Regions from separate parts of the Homo sapiens genome. Here regions 1 and 2 are each linked to region 3. A link is a contact called in ENCODE Hi-C or POLR2A ChIA-PET data. All regions are on one chromosome and are shown on one strand. The core of a region is the stretch at or near the end of the contact, and the rest is flanking DNA. Distances in the headings are between cores, read along the strand shown. Region 1 holds the start of SYNGR3 (synaptogyrin 3). Region 2 holds the start of HMOX2 (heme oxygenase 2). Region 3 holds the start of ZSCAN10 (zinc finger and SCAN domain containing 10).

What was found. Hi-C counts contacts between places; a loop is a spot of excess contacts on that map. ChIA-PET counts read pairs that join two places held with the same protein, here RNA polymerase II (POLR2A). Pooled maps may share reads with other maps.
Region 1: a map with no recorded cell type shows a loop between it and region 3 (8-fold over the local background). The contact joins the promoter of SYNGR3 here to the promoter of ZSCAN10 in region 3. A Hi-C loop is called at or near these places in 1 of 37 single-sample maps with no recorded cell type and 2 of 50 pooled maps.
Region 2: a pooled map shows a loop between it and region 3 (3-fold over the local background). The contact joins the promoter of HMOX2 here to the promoter of ZSCAN10 in region 3. A Hi-C loop is called at or near these places in 2 of 50 pooled maps. POLR2A ChIA-PET finds 5 or more read pairs at or near these places in 2 of 52 experiments (GM12878 and naive thymus-derived CD8-positive, alpha-beta T cell).

What each region holds. Positions count from the first base shown.
Region 1 is chr16:1,987,563-1,991,522 of GRCh38, reverse strand. SYNGR3 (synaptogyrin 3) reads right to left here and starts at 1,553. Exons shown (of 4, transcript NM_004209.6): 1 at 1,322-1,553. The coding sequence starts at 1,420. It overlaps GFER (growth factor, augmenter of liver regeneration), which reads right to left. Exons shown (of 3, transcript NM_005262.3): 3 at 3,774-3,960. RefSeq lists silencers at 14-93, 1,134-1,253, 1,334-1,423 and an enhancer at 2,016-2,595.
Region 2 is chr16:4,474,829-4,478,838 of GRCh38, reverse strand. HMOX2 (heme oxygenase 2) reads right to left here and starts at 2,441. Exons shown (of 6, transcript NM_002134.4): 1 at 2,352-2,441. It also overlaps a transcript of NMRAL1 not described here. RefSeq lists an enhancer at 2,144-2,645.
Region 3 is chr16:3,097,553-3,101,748 of GRCh38, reverse strand. ZSCAN10 (zinc finger and SCAN domain containing 10) reads left to right here and starts at 2,455. Exons shown (of 6, transcript NM_032805.3): 1 at 2,455-2,559. RefSeq lists enhancers at 14-63, 1-398, 1,653-1,702 and a silencer at 1,433-1,492.

The sequences.
Region 1 (3,960 bases), core at 304-2,803, 1.1 Mb after region 3:
CCTGGGCCCGCGATTCCCAGGCTGGAGCCGGAACGGCGAAGGGGAGGTGAGAGTGCAGCAGGCAGAGCGGGGCGGGAGGGAGGGTATGGAGGCAGCGGAGCTGTTGCTTCCTGCGCGGTTGGGAACTGTCTGGCCTGTTTTCTAGCATGCAAATAGGGTGACGGGCACAGCTCATGCAGTGCTGGGACAGACATGTCCACCCAGCTTCCTGCACGTGGTGGGTACCCGAGGGATGACAGCCCCCACGTGACTGATTATTAATATCACCTGTAAGTGTTTGGGCTGAAAAGATGACACCGTTGACCTCTGAGGTTCCGTCAAACCTCAATGCCTCCTGCCCACCAGTTCCGGGAGACAGGCATGAGGGGGACCGCAGTCATTTTAACCAGCGCTGCACGGGGCAGCCCTGTGTTTCCAAGAAACGACCTCCAGCCTCAACCTCATCCCTTCGCTCCTTTCCCGCTCCAGCTCCGAGAGTGGAGCCAAGGGGGAAGCCGGGACATGCACTTGTCCCCAAGAGTGGGCCACAAGTCGGGACGTGCGCTCGGACCAAAACGCAGCGTCCTGCCTCCCGGTCTGGTCAGAGCCACTCCGCAGGGGAGGCCAAAGCCCCTGCCCCACCGTGGGCACCGCCCTCCTCCAAGACAGGCGCCGAGGTGCGGCTGGCCCAGAGGTTGCCACCTGGACAAAACCCAGAGCTCGGCACCCAACTGCCACCTCCCCTGCCGGAGGGAAGGAGCAGCAGGGCCCTCCCAGGGACGCCCCAGTGGGCTAGGCTGCTCCCAAACCTGCCTTCCACACCGCCGCCAGGAAGCCCTCCCAGCCCAGAGCCTCTCCTCCCTCAACTCACAGCTGGAACTGGGGGCCAGGGGACAGGCTCCCTGCCAAGGAGACCCGAGGGTGTGTGTGCGGGGGAAGGGGAGGCGCTTCTCGGTTCCCGTAGCCCCCTCCTGCCCCTCGGAGAATTCCGTCCCCACCCCGTCCCTGCTTCCAGGTCACGAGAACAGGAAAAACGGAGTAAGGGCTGCGGAAAGGGACTGAAATTAGACCCGGGGAGGAGGTAGGGGTAGAGGCGACCGGCGGTGACCTCTCAAGGTCCCTCTCCGGCGCCGCCGGCCCCTCCTCCGCCCGCAGGTGGGCGCGCCCTGCCCGGTGACGTCACCCCAACCTGAGGCCGGCGGGGGAGGGGCCGGCGAGGATGAGAGTGAGTGAGGTCGGGGGGCGAGAAGCAGGGGGCAGGGGGTAGGGGGCAGGGGGCTGGTAGGGGCCTGAAGGTCGCGAGGCAGGGGCGGGAGCGGGGGCCCGGGCAGGGACCACTCACCCAGGACGCGACCCGGAGCAGGGTCTGGGGCCGCCGCGCAAAGCTCACGGGGTCCAGGGCGGCCCCTGCGCGGCCCGCGCCGAAGGAGGCGCCCTCCATGGCCGGCCCGGGCGGGACGCGCGCCCCTGGCGCCTTCTGTCCGCCTGTCCGTCCGGCCGGCCCCGCCCGAGGCCGCTGCCGCTGCCGCTGATGCTGATGCTGATGCTACCAACGCTGCAGCCGCTGCCGCCTCCCGGGAGCGCGCGCCGGCCGCGGCGGGGACGCGCGGGACGGGGCGGGGCCGCGCCCGCGCCCCCCACTGGGTCCATGCGCGCGGGGCCGGGTCCCTCCTCTCCCTCCGCCGCGCCCACCTCCCATCCCCCACCCTCACCTGCCTGCCCCGGTCCCGAGATGGAGACCATCCTCAGGAACCCACCAGCCAGGTCCCCGGGGGCAGGGTGGGGCTCGGGTGCTGGGCGCAGACTTTGCTAGAGCCGGGAGGACAGACAGGAGGAGTCCGCTCCTCTGGGAAGGGCACTTGGGTGAGGGAGTAAAGGGGTAGGAGGTCCACGGGCTGCAGCATCTTCCCCCAACCCACGGGAGAGGGGACCGGCTCCCTGGCCCTGGTCCCAAGAAGACCAGATGGATAACTGGGGTCTTTCTCATGGCCCCCCACTGTGCTCTAGCTGCTATCACAGCTTCTAGCCTCTGGCGGGGAGGATCTGGTGGGAAGAAAGGCGTTGGCCCCAGGAGCACCTGTTGAGGGAGGGGACAGAGCCACCGTGGCCAGCGCCGCTGGGAGTGTTGGTTTCGGTGTCTCCGCTCCTTGCCCGTGGCCAGGTGGTGGTGCTCCCAATGCCCTCCCTACTCCTGGGTCTCCCCAGCGTACTTGCGGCGCCTAGTCTGGAATGGAGGGCAGGGAGCGGCATCAGAGACTAGGAGTCGGGTGGGGGTGGTGCCTGGCTGCCCTGTGTCCCGCTGAGTCCCCTCCACAGACCCCAGCCTTGGGTGCAACAAGGTCCCTCTCCTCATGTTCCTAGCAGGCTGGAAGTTCAGATGACTCCTAGGTTTCTGTCTAGAGCACTGAGATGTCTGCACTGACATTTACAGCGCCAAGCGCTTGACCTGTGTAGTGGCGGAGACTGTTACCACCCTGTACTTCAGATAATAAGCAACCCAGGTCCCTGCTACACGAGCCGGGTGCACAGATGGTGCTGCGTGGCCCAGCCCCCCTGGAGCTCATTCTTCAGCCTTGCTGGGCACAGGTGGGCAGAGCAGGTGTTGCCAGAGGCGCTACTCACTGTGTTCCAAGTCCATCACACTGTGCGTCCGATCACAACCCCTCTCACCTGTTGGCCACAGACCTCCCCTCTGTGTCATTCATTCTCTACTTCATCACTAACATCAGCACCCAGACATGCTGCACTTTCTCCTAAAAGCCAAACACTGTTGACCCCACCTCCCCTCCAGCTGCCTTACGTTACTGCTTCCTTTAGCAGCAAACTCTGCCTGCAACACCCTCCTCTCTCTCCCTCTGACCCGGCAGAATCAGCTCCCACCGCCACCTAAACTCAAGGTTGCCACTGACCTCTCCGTGCCAATCCCAAGGGCAAGTCTGATGCTGCTGTCGACTCATTTATTTCTTTAGTTATTTATTTATTTTTTGAGTTACAGTCGCACTCTGTTACCCAGGCTGGAGTGCAGTGGCGCAATCTTGGCTCACTGCAAGCTTTGCCTCAGGGGCTCAAGTGATTCTCCTACCTCAGCCACTGGAGTAGCTGGGATTCCAGGTGTGCCACCGCACCCAGCTAATTTTTTTTTTTTTTTTTTTTGTATTTTTAGTAGAGACGGGGTTTCGCCATGTTGACCAGGCTGGTCTCGAACTCCTGACTTCAAGTGATCTGCCCACCTTGGTTTCCCAAAGTGCTGGGATTACAGGCGTGAGCCACTATGCCCCTCCTGGAGGTCCTCCTCCCTCATGGGTCCTTCCTCTGTGACCTGTGAGCCTTAGGAGCCCAGGGCGCGATCCTGGGGAGGTCTCTCCCTCTGTGCTAACTCCTTTGGTCTGCGTGTCAACAGCTCTGGAACACCAGCTCAAGCCAGAACTTTTCCTTGCACTAGAGTTCCACTGGCCTGGATGCCTTCAAAAACAGACTCTGGCCTGGCGCAGTGGCTCACGCTTGTAATCTCAGCACCTTGGGAAGCTGAGGTGGGTGGTTCATGAGGTCAGGAGTTCAAGACCAGCCTGGCCAACACAGTGAAACCCTGTCTCTACTAAAAATACAAAAATTAGCAGGGGGTGGTGGTGGGCGCCTGTGATCCCAGCTGCTCGGGAGGCTGAGGCAGGAGAAATTGCTTGAACCCGGGAGATGGAGGTTGCAGTGAGCCGAGACTGCTCCACTGCACTCCAGCCTGGGCGACAGAGCTAGACTCTGTCTCAGAAAAACAAAACAACAACAAAAAGAAAAACAGATTCTAAGGCAAAGTGAAGTTTTATTCAGGAGTGAAACTTTAAGGAAGACAGGGAAAAAGGGAAGGCGGTGGGGGGGGCAGGGGGGCAGGGGAGGGACAGCAGATACAGGCGGTATGTTCCTAAGCTGAACACAGCCTTCCCAGAGGGCCCAGCTGCTTCCTGAGGCACTCACAGGCCTCGGGAAAGG
Region 2 (4,010 bases), core at 1,192-3,691, 1.4 Mb before region 3:
AGTTAAAGCTGAATTTCAAATTTTACAGTGAAATACACAATTCTAATTTTCTTTCTTTCTTTTTTTTTTTTTTGAGATGCAGTTTTGCTCCTGTTGCCCAGGCTGGAATGCAGTGGCACAATCTTGGCTCATCGCAACCTCTGCCTCCCAGGTTCAAGTGATTCTCCTGCCTCGGCCTCCCAAGTAGCTCGGATTACAGGCACACACCACCATGCCCAGCTAATTTTTGTATTATTATTATTTTTTTCTTAGTAGAGATGGGGTTTTTCCATGTTGGTCAGGCTGGTCTCTATCTCCCGACCTCAGGTGATCCGCCCATCTCGGCCTCCCAAAGTGCTGGGATCACAAGCATGAGCCACTGCACCGGGCCCACAATTCTAATTTTCAAATATATCTTCCTCCTGGAGGAGTGATATTCCAGTTTTGGGTGCAATCCTGATGTAGAGCCCAACTGTCCTGTGAAGAGAGTCAGCTGTTAAAAGGAAACCAAAAAATCAAGGTAGCTCTAGCTGTCCAATTTTACAAGTTTTCAACAGACTTGATGAGGGGTGAGCTAAAGGCGGTCAATGCTTTATTGTCTGTAACTCACTGGCACTGGCATTTCTAGAGTTGCTCACGTTCCCCCTTTTGGTGACTCACAGCACTTCAACATGTTGCCACAGCCAAGGAAAAAAGGAAATCAAGTCAGACAATGGAGGAATCACAGGATTTCCCTCTTCACATCCCCAGGTAGATGAGGTCATTCAATGAGTGTGTTTCCAAGGCTCCACAAATTCCCACACCCTCACCAGTGTTTAAACCTGAATGTTTTATCTGATAACTTTTTCTAATTTCACCAAGTAAGCTTATATATGTCTTAACTGTGAACTCCTGATAAGCACAAATTTTGTCTTGTGATAATTTATTTTTTTCTTTTTTGAGACAGGGTCTCACTCTGTCACCCAGGCTGGAGTGCAGTGATGCGATCTCAGCTCACTGCAATCTCCACTTCGTGGGCTCAAGTGATCCTCCAACCTCAAACTCCCCAGTAGCTGGGATTACAGACACGCGCCACCCCGCCCGTTTAACTTTTTTGTATTTTTAGTAGAGACGGGGTTTCACCATGTTGGCCAGGCTGATCTCGAACTCCTGACCTCAGGTGATCCGCCTGCCTCGGCCTCCCAAAGTGCTGGGATTACAGGAGTGAGCCACTGCACCGGCCAGCGTTTCTTTCTTCAATCACACTCCACCTTGTCTGGTTTGTAGCGCCATCAACAAAACACAGTACGTAAGGATGGACAGCCACAGGCCACGACAACCGGCTCATCAGAAGCGATTTTTTTTTTTTTTTTTTTTTTTTTTAGATGGAGTCTTGCTCTGTCGCCCAGGCTGGAGTGCAATGGCGTGATCTCGGCTCACTGCAACCTCTGCCTCCCGGGTTCAAGCGATTCTCCTGCCTCAGCCTCCTAAGTAGCTGGAGCTACAGGCTCACGTTACCATGCCCGGCTGATTTTTGTATTTTTAGTAGAGACGGGGTTTCACTATGTTGGCCAGGCTGGTCTCGGACTCCTGACCTCAAGCAATCCGCCCGCCCTGGCCTCCCAAAGTGCTGGAATTACAGGCGTGAGCCACCGACCCGGCCCAGACGCGATTTAAATGGCATGACACAGGCAGGCCTCGTGCAAAGACTGCAAGGAGGTCCCGGCAGCTTTTGCAGGGCAATTAATCCACCCAGAGCACTGCGCTCAGAAAGTAATAGGTAAACCCGCGTCCGGACTAACCGGCTGCCCCCACACTTGATCCCTCCCAGTCCGACTCTGCTCCAGGGCGTACCAGGGTTCACTCGTGAAGTCACGACACCCACTCAAGGGGCACTTCCTATAGAGATAAGGGCATTAGAGGAAGGGCAGAGCCCCGGTCAATGCCAACAGCCCGGGAAACAGCCAAGCCGGGCTCCAATCTCTGCCGGCATCCCCTGTCTGCACCGCCGACGCCCCCAGCTACGACCCCGGGGGTCACCTCGCCCAGCATAGCCGTGACGCTGGGAGAGGGTGGGCCCAACGGGGACGCCAAAGAGAGCCATTCAGGCCTCCCCGCGCCCCCGGGGAGACGACTTCTGGAGAGCGGCGTCCGCGGTTTCGCCCTCCCCTGACAGCCCCTCCACGCCCTTCTTCGTCCTTCTGCCCGGCCTCACCCAGCTTCCGGCCGCCCCCGGCCGGGTCTCCCCTCAGACCGGCGCAGGGGACCCAAAGGGCTGTGGCCCGGCCAAGCCCAGGTCCGAAGGCCTGGACCGAGGCAGGGCCCGCGAAGGACGCAGCGCGGTCCGAGAAGCCGGGCGGAAGGAAGGCCCCGGGAGGGCGCGGACAGCTCACCTGCCGCAGGTCGCTGTCGCCTGTCCGCCAGCCTCCAGTCAGCGTGCCCGTCAGCGACTCCCTCAGGCGCCGCAGTCCCTGCAGCCCAGCGGACTGGCGCGAGGCCGGCGCAACGTGGGCACGCAGCGCGGGGCGGGGCCTAGAGATGACACGCCCCTTGTAGCTGACACGCCCTTGCCGGGGGCGGGAAGCGGAGTATGTGGCTTTCCCCAGGTCTCTGGAGGTTGCAGGCTCAGGCTCTGCTCAGCGGGGTAAGTAGGCGTGCTTCGGCAGGAACACTAGTGTTCACAAGAGCCGAGGTGTGTGAGGGTGCCTCAGGGTTGAGCACTTTTCTTCCCCAGTGTGGTTTAATCCTTGTACATCCACTCAGTGATGTAAGAAATAGGGTTGTCAACCGTGGCACCACCCACTTGGTCACTTGCCAATGCAATCTGCGAAACTGAGTCTCAACTCTGACACCTCGGTTACCAGTCTTGTATCTGATCTCCCTGTTGCATTATTCGCATTCTTCAAACAGCGGCCAGAATGACAGAATGATTTTTCTTTTTTTGAGACCGAGTTTTGCTCGTCGCCCAGGCTGGAGTGCAATGACGTGATCTCGGCTCACTGCAACCCCCTTCTCCCGGGTTCAAGCGATTCTCCTGCCTTAACCTCCCGAATAGCTGGGATTACAAGCGCCTGCCACCACGCCCGGCTAATTTTTGTATTTTTAGTAGAGACGGGGGTTTCACCATGTTGGCCAGGCTGGTCTCGAACTCCTGAGCTCAGGTGATCCACCCGCCTCGGCCTCCCAAATCACTGCAATTACAGGCCACCGCACCCAGCCCAGAGTCATTTTTTAGTTTTACTGAACACAAAGAAATTACTGAAATCGTGGGCCGGGTGTGGTGGCTCATGTCTGTAATCCCAGCACTTTGGGAGCCTGAGGCGGGAAGATCACTTGAGGTCAGCAGTTCGAGACCAGCCTGGCCAGCATGTTGAAACCCCGTCTCTACCAAAAATACAAAAAAATTTTAGCCGGGCATGGTGGCTCCTGCCTGTAATCCCAGCTACTCAGGAAACTGAGGCAGGAGAATCACTTGAACCCAAGAGGCGGAAGTTGCAGTGAGCCAAGATCGCACCACCACTGCACTCCAGCCTGGGCCACAGAGCAAGACTCCACCTTGAAAACAAAAAACAAAAACAAAAAAAAACTGAAATCAGTGCAAGTAGCAGCAACTTCAGAAGTGAGTTAGGGCTGGGCACGGTGGCTCCCACCTGTACTCCCAGCACTTTGGGAGGCTGAGGTGGGTGGATCACTTTAAGTCAGGAGTTCGAGACCTGCCTGGTCAACCTGGTGAAACCCCGTCTCTACTAAAAAATACAAAAATTAGCCGGGCTTGGTGGCACATGCTTGTAATCCCAGCTACTCGGGAGGCTGAGGCAGGAGAATCTCTTGAACCCGGGGGGCGGAGGTTGCAGTAAGCCGAGATCGCGCCACTGCACACCAGCCTGGGCGACGGACCAAGACACTGTCTCAAAAAAATAAAAATAATAAAATTTTAAAAGTGAGTTAGGCAAAGAAAATATCAAGCGGACAAGGCCTCAAGGGATAAGACTCATGGACATAGCTTTAATTATCTTTGCCTGACGCCCAATACCTGAAAATTAAGATGTTCA
Region 3 (4,196 bases), core at 1,206-3,705:
ACTCCAGCCTGGGCAACAAGAGCGAAACTCCGTCTCAAAAAAAAAAAAAAAAGAAAATTAATCGCATCTGTTTCCTTTTACCTCTTTAATGGTGGCTACCAGAAAATTTTAAATTGCGGCTGTGGGTGGCACCACACTTCTCTTGAAGGACACTACTCCAAAGGTTCCCCGTCCCACTCCGCACAGTTGACCCCAACCCAGTAGGGAACCACACTCTCTTTAACGCCCCCTAGCGTCAGGTACGGATTCATACACGTTTATTATCTTTCAGGTCTCAGTGCTTTTGCAAACCTTCTCTTCTACAACCCTCTCCTGCAATACATCTGGGAGGTGGGATCATCGTTCACACATTACAGAGGAGGCAGTGATGGTTTTCAAATGAAAAGTGACTTCGCCAAGGACACATGCAGCTGGGCTGTGGAGGGCCTAGTCTGTCTCCTTTTTCCATCCCTCGTTTATTTCCAGAGCTGTTCCTACACCTGAAAAGCGCCACTCCCCCTGCACACCCTGGCAGACAACCGGATTCGATGGCCCTGGCAGCCCGAACGCCAACAAACACCCAGTGTCTTTCTGAAGCGACCATAAGCCATTCGAGGAAACACGCACGGGGTCCTGCTTGTCCTGGCCTTGTCCCCAATGCCCAGGGCAGTGAGAGCAGCTCTACACGGAGGCCAGTCCCTGAGGCTTCCTCGGTGGCCTCAGACCTCGGAGTACACACGTGCAGTCCTTACCTCCCAAAGATAAACCTAACCTCTCACTCTGCTCTTCACCTACTTCAGACTGCTGTCCCATATATGGTCACCAGAGACATATGAGAACCACTAGAGATAGCCCCAAACTGAAAACTGCCCACGGGCTACCCATAGCAGAATGAATAACTGATGTAATGAGGAAAATCATTCAGCAACGAGAGGGAAAGAACGCTCGATGGCATGGAGTCCCAGCTGTAGTCCCAGCTCCTTGGTAGACCGAGATGGGAGGATCACTTTAACCCAGGAGTTTGAGTCCAGCCTGGGAGATATGGCAAGACCTTGTCTCTAATAAAATAAAATAAGTGGAATTGGGAAAATTACAATTTTAAAAGAAACAAAAATTTTTAGTAGAGATGGGGTTTCACCATGTTGTCCAGGCTAGTCTTGAACTCCTGACCTCAGGTGATTAAAGAGGCTGAGTGCGGTGGCTCATGCCTGTAATCCCAGCACTTTGGGAGGCCAAGGCAGGTGGATCACCTGAGTTCAGGAGTTCAAGACTAGCCTGGCCAAAATGATGAAACCCCATCTCTACAAAAAAAAAAAAAAAAAAAAAAATGAACCGGGCATGATGAGACAGGCCCCACGCCTCTCGCTTCCGAGACTGTAATGGCTGCCTGGTCCCGCCAAGGCCACACCCGCTCCGGCGCTACAGCACCCCGCCCCGCCCCGGACACGCCCCCTCCGTCCCTACAGAACCCCGCCCCGCCCCTTGGCCTTCAGGCCCACTTCCCTGGGGGCGGGGTTTTCTGGCCCCGCCCCTGAACAAACTATGGAGTGGGAGGAGCCCGCGACTGGGAGAGCGAGGCGCGGGACGCGGGGAATGCAGAGCAGACCAAGGAGAAAGACCGTCGTACGAAGGGAGCACTAGACAACTGAAGTAGGAACAGGATGAGCTCAGGTGTTAAGTGCAGGAAAACAAAGACCCGTCAGATGAGCCAGTCAGGAGGGTCCTGGCCCCAACGGACCGAGGGGTCTAGGCCGGGGGAACGGCCAACACCTGAGAGGTGGTCCTGGCTCCCCGGGGGCTCAGAACGCTCAGGAAGGCACCAGCTGCAGCCAAGGGCACAACCCAAGAAGGCACCTTAAGCACAGGGATGGAATTAGTTTGGGGCCAAACGCTGTTGGTTAGGTCACTTCCCTCCCGGGGAGCCCTTGCTTCGTCATCGGTAAAGTTGGGACAAAAGCCACCTGGCAGGACTTGGGAGGACTTTAGGTGACCGTGTAGATGGAGCAAACTCTGCCCCATCACATCCTCCTCTTCCATTTTTTCCTAGCACCGTCGCTGCTCCTTTGCCCTAGAATGTAAGCCCCTGAGAGCAGGGCCTCATTCCTTCAGTTTCTCTCTGTGTCCTTAGCCCCTGCTTTGTAACAGTGCCTGGCACACAGGAGGCCATTGCAAAGAGTAGTCACGTGAATGAAAAGCCTAGCAAAGAAGCCAGCACACTGTGGGCATTTAAAAATGGCAGCTCTTAGCCCAAAGGAAAGACGGGCAGACCTGCAAGGGGCACCAGGCCAGTCTTGATTTGGGAGGTGGTTACACTCTCACACAGGCTGGGATTGAAATCTGGATTTCTCACTTTGTCTTCATGTCACTGGCCCCGCCCTCTTCCCATCCCGCTCCCAAACTGGGAGCTTAAGGGTTAACTCTAGGAAGCCCCTCATCACCTGGATGGGATGGGACTGGGGCAAGGAACTTCCTGTTCCATTTTCCCAGAGCCCTTCCCCAGGCTGGCGGAGGCTGGCTTTGGCCCTGGAGTCCTCAGAAAACCCCCCAGCATCTCTGCCTGTGTAGTGGGGACTCCGAGTGGTGAGTTGGAGGGAGGTCGGGGTGCAGGCTGCCAGGACGGGTGCTAGGAGCTCGCAGCAGCTTGGAGAGAGCAGGGGAGGCTCCAGGCCTTGGTGCTGGGGTGGGGGCTGGAAGAGTCTTGGGAGGATGTAGAGGGTCTGCTGGGGAGCCTCGTGCCAGCCAGCTTGGTGGACCTGTCGCGATGGGGGCGTTGGGGACGAGGGAGATCGCAGAACTTCCTGTGACATTGAAGAAGGCTGGCTTCACGTGCTCCCAGGTGGACTGATGGGCCTTGTCCACTCAGCCCAGCACGCGGAGGGAGGCCCCTCCAACAAACAACAAATCAGGCAGCTGCCAACTGTGTCCAGGGAGAAAGGGAGTGTTCCCGGCTGAGGACCCCACCTTTGCCGCCTTCCCCAACTCTGGGCTCTCAGGTGACCTGGGTGGGTCTCGTGGCAGCACCTCCACCCCGGGCTCCAAATTAAGCTGCTCAAATGTTGGATGGTGGCTGTAGAGCCTCTGCCTGCCTCCCTACCCAGCCCACCCCCAACAGAGGTGCATATTAACAGAGCTTTTGTCCTGGAGATCTGGGGGGAGGGAGAGATTCTCTGAAGCCAACTTGTCTCGAATTCCACCTCTTTGAAACCTTTTGGAGAGATCTCACCTGGAGATTCCGGCCTCCCTGTGTGGCTTGCCCTGAGAGCTGAAATTTGGAATCTTCATTTTTTTTCTGTTTCATGCTGTGATATTTCGGCTAAGGCTAGGAAAATGGCACAGAGCAGGATGGAGATCAGTTCCTTTTCTGTTTCAGAGCTTTGGCACTGTGTTCTAGACCTACACTCTCAGCCTAAAGCAAACCTTGGCTCCACCTGGTGTGACCCTGAGCATGTCACCAAGTGCAAAGCTTGGTCTTTGCACTTGGCAAAGGGAGAAGTGATTGTTTCGTGCGTGGGCTGGACTGGGATGAAATGAGCTTAATCGCCAGACACTCAGTACCTGCCCGCTGCTCCTGCACGGCAATGGATGAGCAGTGATTAGTTTTCTTGTTATTTTGTGCATGCTACTAAAAACCAGTGAAACGTAATCCCATTTTCTTCCCCCTCCCCCACTCTTTTTTTTTCTTTTCTTTTCTTTTCTTTCTTTCTTTCTTTTTTTTTTTTTTTTTTTTGAGACAGGGTCTTCGCCTTTTATCCAGGCTGGTGTGCAGTGGCGCGAACATGGCTCACTGCAGCTTTGACCCCCCAGGTTCAAGCAATCCTTCTGCCTTGGCCACCCAAAATGCTGGGATTATAAGCATGAGCCACCGCATCCGGCCTCACAACACCATTTTTCTGATCATTTATCACAGACTTTTTCTGTCCTAGACGTTGTTACATGCTTTCCTTCGAGATGGCCAGAATCACTGCCATTCCCTAATTTCTGCTAACAGACACTGAAGCAACTTCAAGTGCTGGATGAACACTCATTGAACTAGACACAGCTCCTACTCCCAGGCCAGGCAGAGAAATACGCTCATCTGTGATTGAGGCACTCCATCGCCCTAGTGGGGAGAGATGGGGTGGGAGGATGGGGGCTGCCTGGAGTGGATGCCAGAGGGCAGGAAAGCGTAGTTCCGGCTCGGGGGTGGTTACACTCTCACACATGCAGGGGTTGAAATC